Regions from separate parts of the Homo sapiens genome. Here all the other regions are linked to region 1. Evidence: chromatin contacts called from ENCODE Hi-C or POLR2A ChIA-PET data. All regions are on one chromosome and are shown on one strand. The core of a region is the stretch at or near the end of the contact, and the rest is flanking DNA. Distances in the headings are between cores, read along the strand shown. Region 1 overlaps CABCOCO1 (ciliary associated calcium binding coiled-coil 1). Region 2 has its middle 170 kb from the start of TMEM26-AS1. Region 3 has its middle 76 kb from the start of LINC02621.

Region 1 (3,162 bases), core at 361-2,860:
TCTTTCTGAATTTATCAGAGAATGCCTGCTTTCACAACTCTAGTATACACATGTCATTTTACTTTTCTGAACCTGTATTTCCTCACATATAAACTAGAGATAAACATTTTTTGGAATCCATAATGAACTACTAGGGTTCCCCTTCCCCCTAAAGTTAGGTGCGTGGGTTTCAGAGTCAGATAGATCCGGGTTCTATTTCTGATAGAATTCTCCATTTTCTAGTTGTGGGGCATTGGCTGAGTTATTTAACCTCTTTAAGCTTTTGGCTCTTTCTCAAAACATGAAGTCAATAAAACCTTTCCTCCCAATGCAGTATGATTTGAAGGACCTACTATTTATAACGTGCTTTCTAACTAGCCCAATGCCAAACACAGAGTAAGTTCTCAATAAATGAGAGCTGCTTTTTTTTTTTTTCATCATCACAGTTTATATTCCCAAATGGTGGCCAGCACTGACCTTAGGGCCTCCCCATTGAACAACTCCAGTGGGTACCTTTCACATTGTATTGTGAGTGGGGGACCAGAGGAGGCTCACGGAAAGCAATGTGAATCATGGCCCCTAGAGTCAGGCAACTTATCAGCCCTCCTAGAAATTTGCTTCATGATGTTACTTTCATTAGGAGCTAGGTGAGGGGTATGGTATCTCTGAGGAACTCTTTATGGCTTTAAACTACACTGTGTCTAAAAAACAGTTTAATGATAAGTCAGTTAAAAATAACTACTGGGCCAGGGGTGCAGTGGCTCATGCCTGTCATCCCAGCACTTTGGAGGCCGAGGCAGGTGGATCACCTGAGGTCAGGAGTTCAAGACCAGCCTGGCCAACATGGTGAAGCACTGTCTCTACTAAAAATACAAAAATTAGCCTAGCGTGGTGGCGGGTACCTGTAATCCCAGCTACTTGGGAGGCTGAGGCAGGAGAATTGCTTGAACCTGGGAGGCGGAGTTTGCAGTGAGCCGAGATCGTGCCACTGGACTCCAGCCTGGGCAACAGAGCAAGACTGTGTCTCCAAAAACTAATAGTAACTATCAATGAAGTCAAATCAGTGAGAATCTGTCTGGTTGTTTGGCATTCTGCTAATCAAACAAATACTCTAGGGCTCCATTGATATGAAATACAGATAGTTGCACTGATGCAACAATACAATGACTAGGTTTGCTTCTCCAAGTGTTACCGTTTTTCAAGAAAAATATTTAAACTGACTTGTAGCTGGTCTAACAAACTAGGCAGCCCTGAAGATTTTTAGATGAATGGATAGATACTCTGATGAAATACTCAACATCCAATGAATGCCCCCCGTGTATAAAGGCCTGAGCTAGGGGTCCTTAAGATGAATATGACGTGCCCCACGTCCTCGAGTTGTTTCCACACAATGGCGAGAAATCACTCTACCTGGCTGTCACTCAAGGCCAATGTGACAAATACTATGAAGTTGAATAAGCAAGATACTCTGCGAGCACAAGGGCGATGACGAGAAACTTCACAGAGTTGATTGAGCTGGGTGGAAAGTCCAGGTGGATGAGATGGCCTGGCAGGATGCAGGGAAAAGCTCCCCCAGCAGAGGGAGCAGCACAGGCAATACAGGGCTGAGACCACAGCTTCCTCCACCCCTTGCTTTGCTTCGCTCTGCTTTGCTTTGCCTTGCTCTTTTTTTTTTTTTTTTTTTTTTTCATATAACAATTATGGAGCACCCACTCTGCTGCAAGCACTGGGCAAGCAGGGAAAGAGTGAGTGGTCTAGTACAGCTGGAGCTCGAGATCTGTGAAGGCAAGAACATGGAGTTGAATCCTTCAAAAAATAGAAGGGCACAGGTGGGACAGGCATCAGCAGGTGCCCCCAATGAGTTTTATGGCTGACTTAATGTTAGGGACAAGGGAGAGGGAATAACTGAAGACAGCTGCAAGGCTTTGAGTCCAGTAACTGAGAAGCTGGTGATGCCACCAAACGATAAAGGAATTGGAGGAGGAGCAGGTTTGGGGAAGGTAATTAAGGAAAAATAAATGGACAAGCTTCAGCCTGTCAATGATTCCAGTAAGCACTAAATGTGTACTCCAAATATTCTTCTACATCGTGACTGAAAAATACTGAATCTGGGGATCTACACAGGCAAGCAACTTTGAGTTTTGTATAAATAGAGAAAAAGCCACTTGAAATTTAGTAACATAAGATACAACATCTGTAGCTGGACTAGAGACGACCTAGTCCAACTCCCTAATTTTACAAACAAAGAAACCACATCTCAGACCTACTCTCAACTGAGCAGCAGAGCCAATCCAGAACTCTGACTACACATTTAAGGGGAAAAAAATCTACATTTTTAGAACATTCAAATCTGGAATCAAGATACCACCTAGATTTTTCAGAGCTGCTGCTATTTCAGTTTGTTTATTTTTAACTAAACTAGTATGATTCGCAGACTGTAGGTGAAAGGTCTCTTTTGAGAACATGTATTGCTATGTACACCGTTGTCCACAAAATCAGTTTTGTAGTTAATTTCTAAGATTTCAGATTTCAAGAAAAGCCAGGGAAACTTAGAGTACCTAGACCCATTCTGTATAAGGGAAGACATGCTTCTTTAGGTCATTGAAATAATGACATCTGCCATATATGGAATAAAAGGCTGCCTTGCCTAGGAGGAAGGGCTTGGGTGCTCACTGAAAGTGTCCTGTTTCTAGAATGCCAAGCACATATGACTAATTGGCAGTAGTTTCCTCCAAAGCAAGAAAATCCTGCCTGCTGACCAGAGAAAAGTGCCTAATACGGTTAAAGAATCACTAAGTGAGACTTTTTTATAAAAAAGGAAAAAAAAAAAAGGGTAGGGGCTAGGGAGAGCTAAGCAGAGAGGGAAATATTTATAACTGTAACAACATGTTTCCTGGTAATAATTTATGAGCCTACTGGAGAAAAGGGAAACACACAAACTATGAATAAAATATCTAAACGTAAACATCATGCTTTCTGCAAATTTCTTTAGTTAAAAATTAAGGCTGAGGTTGACTAAAGTAAATGACTGCATTTTCGTGGTCTCTTATTTCCTTGATGCTAAGGGTTACCAACTGATTTACAACTTCCTGTGTTGTTTTTTAAATCTATATTTGTCAGCACATTTTTAATGTCAGATTACTTAAAATAGACATCTTGGCTCTAAGAGGTCAGAAATAATAA
Region 2 (3,162 bases), core at 193-2,692, 470 kb before region 1:
TGGTTCAAGTGAATCCTGATTCAACTGTGAACTTGGACACAATAATAATCTTGAACAACACTCGAACTCTGTTAGTAAGGGAGAAAGGGACATCATCCTTGGTCAGGAAATGAACGATATTTCCCACTTTAGTAATACAAGAAAGGAATGAATGTGGTCTCTAACACCCAGAAGGCTGAACTGTAACAGAACTAAAATAAGTTCTCTCTATTTTTGCTTGTTTTAACAGCTGCTGGCATTTTATGCCCAGCCTCTTACAGCAGTGGTTCTCCAAGTGTGGTCCTCACATTGGTAACATCAGCATCATCTGGAAACTTGTTAGTAATGCAGATTCTTGGCCCCACCCCAGATCTCCTGAATCAGAAGCTGTGGCGGGAGGAAGTGATGGTGGAGGGGAACATGATAACAGATGTGGTCCAGTCATCTGTGTTTTAACAGGTGCTGCAGGTGATTCTGATGGACCCTCAAATTTGAGAACCTGCCTAAAGAGTGTCTAACTCTATCAGTGTGATAATGTGTAAAGTGAATTTCAGCGAATCAAAAGCACCTTGTTGGTACTAGGCACATAGTAGGCACCATCATTTATTCATTCATTCATTCATTTATTAAGCACTTGCTAGTGTTACCCTGTGTCACACAATCCATTCCCCACTAGCAGCCAGAATGATGTTTTAAAAATGTAATCAGATTGTGCAACTTGCTTGCTTAAAACCTTTCAGTGGCTTGTACAATAAGATGAATACAAACTCTAAGTCACTCCATGTTCTGGCCTGCCTGCCTCTCCAAATTCCTATTCATTGCCTCTTGGTTCCTTGACCAGGCTAAACTTCCTTCTATGAATGACTCTACCTTGTCATTTTAGTTCCACCTTAACACCTTTTCAGAGAAGATTTCTGCATACCTTATCAAAGGTGCCTCAGCTTGCCCCTATTTATCTTTATCACATTACCCACTGATTTTCTTCATAGCATATAAAACTATTGTATCTATTCATTTGCTTATTGTCTGATTCTTCCCCTAGAAAATAAACTCCATGCAGGTGTCCACTGCCTCTCAGTGTCTATGTGGGCCTTGTAATCCTAGAAGTCTCAATAAATATTTGTTGAATGAATTTCTGGGTACCGTCCTAGATGTTTCATAACTGAAATTTGAATTGCTAGAGGAAATTAACAGCAGGAGTCAGCGCTTTGGCAAAGGCACATCATGTCTCTTTCTTTCTTTCTTTCTTTTTGGTTGTAAATTATAATTTATTTCATTTGTAGAAACTTAAATTTACTTACAGGAAGCTCTTCAAAGGATGATGAAACTCACTTGTGAGATCGGTTGGCTTCCGATTAAGAGTAGGCATTATGTTTATTTATTGACGGGATTACTAGGAACTTCAAAAATAATACAAAAATGTTTTTTATCTTGTACCACATCAGATAAGCAAGTAACTGACTCAGAAAATTTATGATAGCCTTACCGTTGTTTTCCCACGGACTGTTCTGGAAATAGAAAGATGAAATCAGACTCCAGTGCCATCTAGTGGTCATGTTTAGTTCCTCAAGAAATAAAATCCAATGTAGTCTAGCACTGATTTTTCACTTTTTGGGAGATATTGGGCTTGTGTATGTGTCTTTCCAATTTCAGATATTACTTTAGAAATTTTAATAAATATTAGATTAATGCAACTGATGCAAGTTGGTCAAATTCTTGAAAATTTATGAGAAATGCTAATCCTTCATGGTGTTATGTTGTAGTAGAAATGGGTTTTATAAATAATAATTGTGATGATAACCCTTCATCAAGTTGTATAATCCTAAGGAACTGAACTATTTGACACCTCCCTTTGGTGATGGACATCAGTGGACACTCAGAGGCAAAGGAAGAATTCAGAATTTCTGATCTCCAATCCCATTTTCACTCTACTTTGTTGCATATGGTGATCTAAAGTTTGATTCCAGATGTCCCATCCTACTCATGTTTTCCATTCTTTCTACTGGCTTATAGTAAGATCTTTTACAAACAATAACCAGATCCTCAGTTTAAGAAGTAAAGTGTCCATTTTAAACAAAAATTAGAACCTCAAAAGTTCTTCATAAAATTATTTTCATCTCCTATGGTCATAACATAATTTATAGGGTCCACAGAAACTAACAGAAATAAATACTCTGGTTGCATCTAAAATGGATCATGCCCTGTGCTTATCTCTTTATGCACACTCAACAACGCTGCACAATCTAATGATTATTCCCTACATTAAAAAGATGAAGAGTAATACTCATAGAATCGGCATTTGTTGAGCCACTAATATATGCCAGGTATCATGCCAGGTATTTTTAATACATTATTTTATTTAATTCTACAAACTTTTCAGAAGTAGTTTTCATCTGTGCAGATGAAGAAACTGAAGCTCAAAGGAGTTGTTAGCCCAAAAACCCATATCTGGAGACTGCAATTGGAGCCCTTCTGGCTGGCTCCATATCTCTGCTCTTTCTAATCATTTTCCAGAAGTTTAAAAGGAATTTTGATTTTTAATTTTTAAAAAAAATTTTTCCCACCACATCATGCCCCATCAGAAGATCAGCAGTTTGAGGGCAGGAACCACATCTAATGCCTGGCATGTAATATCTCAATAAGTATTTGTTGAATGAATTGAAGGAGGCAGGCTTGAAAAGGTTCTAGTTCTCCAGCCAGTCATTTGGTTACCATTCATATTCGTTATTTATTGCTGCATGAGACTTAGTGGCTGAAAACAATAAATAATAAACATTTGCTATCTCAGACTTTCTGTGGTTCAGGAATCCAGAAGCAGGTTACCTGGATCTCTCATGAGGCTGAAGTCAATATTTTGGCCAAGGCTACAGTCATCAAGGCTCAGCTGGGGCGGGATCAACTTGCAAGATCACTCATATGGCTGTTGGCAGTCCCCAGAAGATCTGCATCCAAGCTCATTTGCGTGGCTATTGGCAGGCTTCCTCTCCCTACCACGTGGGCTTCTCCACAGGGCTGCTTCACACACATGGCAGCTGGCTTTCCCCAGGATGAAGTGATCCACAGGGAGTGAGAGAGAAGGCTCAAGATGAAAGCCACAGTCTTTTTATAACCTTATCTTAGCAAGTGGTATCTCATCGCCTCTACTGTATTCTCTTCATTAGAAGTTACCCGTGAAATCTCCCC
Region 3 (3,162 bases), core at 442-2,941, 430 kb after region 1:
AAGTTTCTCTAGAGTAGCAGGAGATTAAGTCATATAGGTAATGGGGTCAGCAGACTGTGGACAGTCTTTTACTTCAGCTTTTACTCTGAATTAACTGGGGAGCATTTGAATGTTTTTTGCGCATGGAAGGTATACGACCTGACTTGTGTTTTCACAGGATCCTTCTGTCTGCTATCCTGAGTATAGACAGTAGAAAGCTATGTAGTAGTAGGGAGACCAGTTAGAAGGCTATTGTAATAATTCAGGCAACAGATGCTAGTGGCTTGAGTTAGGGTGGAAGCAATGGAGATGGTGATAAGTGGTTGGATTCTGGAGATATTTTTAACATATACTCAATAAGATTTGCTGGTGAATTAGATAGATGGTGTTTTGGATAGAGAGGAACCAAAGATGACTTAAAGGTTTTGACCTGAGCAACTGGAAGGATCGAGTTGGTGTTTACTAGATGAATAAAACTGTGAGAAGGTCAGAATTGGAACAGAATAGCAGAAGATCTTTTTAAAGTTTGAAATGACTACTATGCTTCCAAGTGCAGCAATTTAATAGGAGCTGCAACACACAAGTTAAGTCCTCACTTAACGTCATCAGTAGGTACTTGGAAACTTCAGCTTTAAGGAAACACACAATGGAACCAAATTACTGCAGGCTAATTGATATAAACAAGAGCTAAGTTCCTATGGCATATTTCTGGTCACAAAAACATCACCAAACTTCTAAAGAGTAAAACACTTCTAATATTAAACACTGAAATAAATGCGAACTATATATACTTTTAAGAAAGATTAATAAAAACAAGATAATTATTACCCAATTATTCCAGATGAGGGTTGAGGGTGGCCAGAGTCCACCCCAGCAGCTCAGGGTGCAAAGCGGAAGCCACCCTGGCCAGGACGCCATACCCTAGCAGGGGGCACCTCACACACACACCCACACAGGCTGGGACAATGTAGACACACCAATTCACCTGACATGCACATCTTTGGGATGTGGGAGGAAACCAGAATACCCAGAGAAAACCCACACAGACATGGGGAGAACATGGGAACTCCACACAGACAGGGGCCCCGGGCAGAAATCAATTTTTTTCCAATCAACAGTATAATGAAATGACACTGAATGGAATGATGTTATTTGAGGACCAACTGTCATTGCGTGTATGTATACATGTACACATTTTTATTTTACTTTTTATTAAGTCTTTATTATGTTATTATTTATTTATTTCAATAGGTTTTTGGGGGACCACATGGTGTTTGGTTACATGAGTAAGTTCTTTAGTGGTGATTTCTGAGATTTTGGTGCACCCATCACCCACATGCACACATTTCTAAATGCATAAAAAATTTTTGGAAATATACATTAAAAATTATTAACAGTGGTTACCTCTGGGTAATAGGAATCTTTGGAAACTGGCACTGGAATGTTAGAGGAGGAAGTAATATATGTTTTTGTTTTTTGATACCTTTCTGTATCATGTATGTACGTATATATGTATTACTATGTTCTATGTTACTTTTATGATTAAAAATTACTTAAAATTCTTGTGGTTGGTGAAATGAACCAAGTCACTGCAAACAGAAGTCTTACTAGGAAAGTCCACATTGGATCAGGGGTTTATAAGGTCCTTTCAAGCTCTGACATTGATTTCTGCAACTGGGTGTTAACTGGTAAGTCTCCCCGTCATTTCCTCCATAGGCTTCTGTGAAATTTGGTGTGTGAACAGCCTCTCTAATTCATCTGCTTCATCTTGAAAACAGTACCAAGAGCTCTCGGTGCTTAAATACCTCACAGGAAATTTGAGGTTGGATGAGATAAGGTGTTCAAATACTTTGAGTTACCACAAACACAGGTGCTCATGTAGGCACAATATTATGAGTCCTGGAATATTAACAGACCTAGTAAAAAGAAGCTGTTTCTGCCTTTTGATCACATAGGCATTTTGATACTCATGAACTCCATTTAGTCTGCGGTGGAATGAGTGTTTCTCCACAAACAGTATTAATTTTAGCATTTTTGTTCATGCCTTCTGTCAAACAAGATTTCTTCAGCCTTTGATTTTTATCAAGATTCACTTTATTCTTCAAAGCATTTAATTCAAGGTTCACTCCATCAGTGGGTGGATTAGTTGAGTAACTGAAATACCAGTGTTGAATGCCATAGTAGTTATAATATTTCTCTTCACAGGAGATATATTTACCAAAGTCATGTACTAATGAACAATGAAGTGACTGTCCAAATAGCAGACACCTGGTAAACACTGAATGGAAAATAAACATGGACAGCTCTACAAAATGTTTACTCAATGACTCTTAAATATTCTTCTAAGGTCACTATTATGTGTCAGGTGCCGTACTGGGTGCTAGGAATACAGGAAGGAGACGCGTTGTCTTTTCCCTCATGAAGCTTACATTCTACTAGAGAAATGTCACATTGTATTTTAAATTTTTCACACTGGTTCTAATGAAGTATTTGAGAAGCTATGTGAAGAGGAATTTGGAAGTTGCTGGCAGTTTCTGGAGATTATGTAGTTGATTACTATTATTCTGAAAAACAAAAAAAATCACCTTTAGTCACCCACAGAGGTAAAGAGAAAACCAGAAAGTCACCACCAATCAGAATCACAAAAGGCAGTCAGTGGAAAAGATTGCAAGTTTCAGGAAAAATGAGTTGTCTTAATATGTAAAAAAGCCTTTCTTAGAACTGGAACTTACAAGAAATGGGCTGAAAATTCTAAAAGCAAACAACCTTAAAGAATAATGTCAAACAGAGGCTGGATATTCATGAATATGATTGGTTGGGAGCATGGCTTCCGCCTACAGAAAGAGGTTGAAGTAGATTACCTCTGAGGAGCCTTCCTAGTCTAATTGAATAAGTACTGCAGTTATGAAATTATATTTTCTCTAGAGAACCCTTTCTCAACAACCAAATAACCCAAGTCGCTAATATTCTATTTATATTTTATAATTTCTTAACCAAGATCTCAAATAAGAACTAAGTAAAGAAAAAAACAGGCCTTGTTAGTTACTGAAGAGTAAATAGAAGTATAGTTTTCACTAGACAGTCTTGCCTGAAGCTCAATTAGAAATCTTACCATTCACTGGTAAAACATCTGCCAAAGTTAACAGGTAAACCACTAATTGGTAAGCGGTCACTCCAGGGCCC

What was found. A loop is a pair of places that touch in the nucleus more often than their neighbours do. ChIA-PET counts read pairs that join two places held with the same protein, here RNA polymerase II (POLR2A). Pooled maps may share reads with other maps.
Region 2: a map of naive thymus-derived CD4-positive, alpha-beta T cell shows a loop between it and region 1 (9-fold over the local background). The contact joins two enhancer-like sites. A Hi-C loop is called at or near these places in 1 of 168 maps with a recorded cell type or tissue (naive thymus-derived CD4-positive, alpha-beta T cell), 10 of 37 single-sample maps with no recorded cell type and 10 of 50 pooled maps. POLR2A ChIA-PET finds 5 or more read pairs at or near these places in 1 of 52 experiments (Panc1).
Region 3: a pooled map shows a loop between it and region 1 (7-fold over the local background). The contact joins two enhancer-like sites. A Hi-C loop is called at or near these places in 1 of 168 maps with a recorded cell type or tissue (A673), 2 of 37 single-sample maps with no recorded cell type and 10 of 50 pooled maps.

The regions. Positions count from the first base shown.
Region 1 is chr10:61,749,570-61,752,731 of GRCh38, forward strand. The region is part of intron 5 of CABCOCO1 (ciliary associated calcium binding coiled-coil 1); the gene reads left to right. Among named protein-coding and RNA genes, the nearest start is that of CABCOCO1, 88 kb to the left of the region's middle. Within about 2 kb of position 1,611, at least 10 of the 41 ENCODE cell types and tissues checked have a DNase peak (open chromatin) inside an H3K27ac peak, as active enhancers do; they include Panc1, where a contact is called at or near this core.
Region 2 is chr10:61,282,954-61,286,115 of GRCh38, forward strand. No RefSeq gene overlaps it. Among named protein-coding and RNA genes, the nearest start is that of TMEM26-AS1, 170 kb to the right of the region's middle. Within about 2 kb of position 1,443, at least 3 of the 41 ENCODE cell types and tissues checked have a DNase peak (open chromatin) inside an H3K27ac peak, as active enhancers do; they include Panc1, where a contact is called at or near this core.
Region 3 is chr10:62,181,845-62,185,006 of GRCh38, forward strand. It overlaps a transcript of RTKN2 not described here. Among named protein-coding and RNA genes, the nearest start is that of LINC02621, 76 kb to the right of the region's middle. Within about 2 kb of position 1,692, at least 5 of the 41 ENCODE cell types and tissues checked have a DNase peak (open chromatin) inside an H3K27ac peak, as active enhancers do.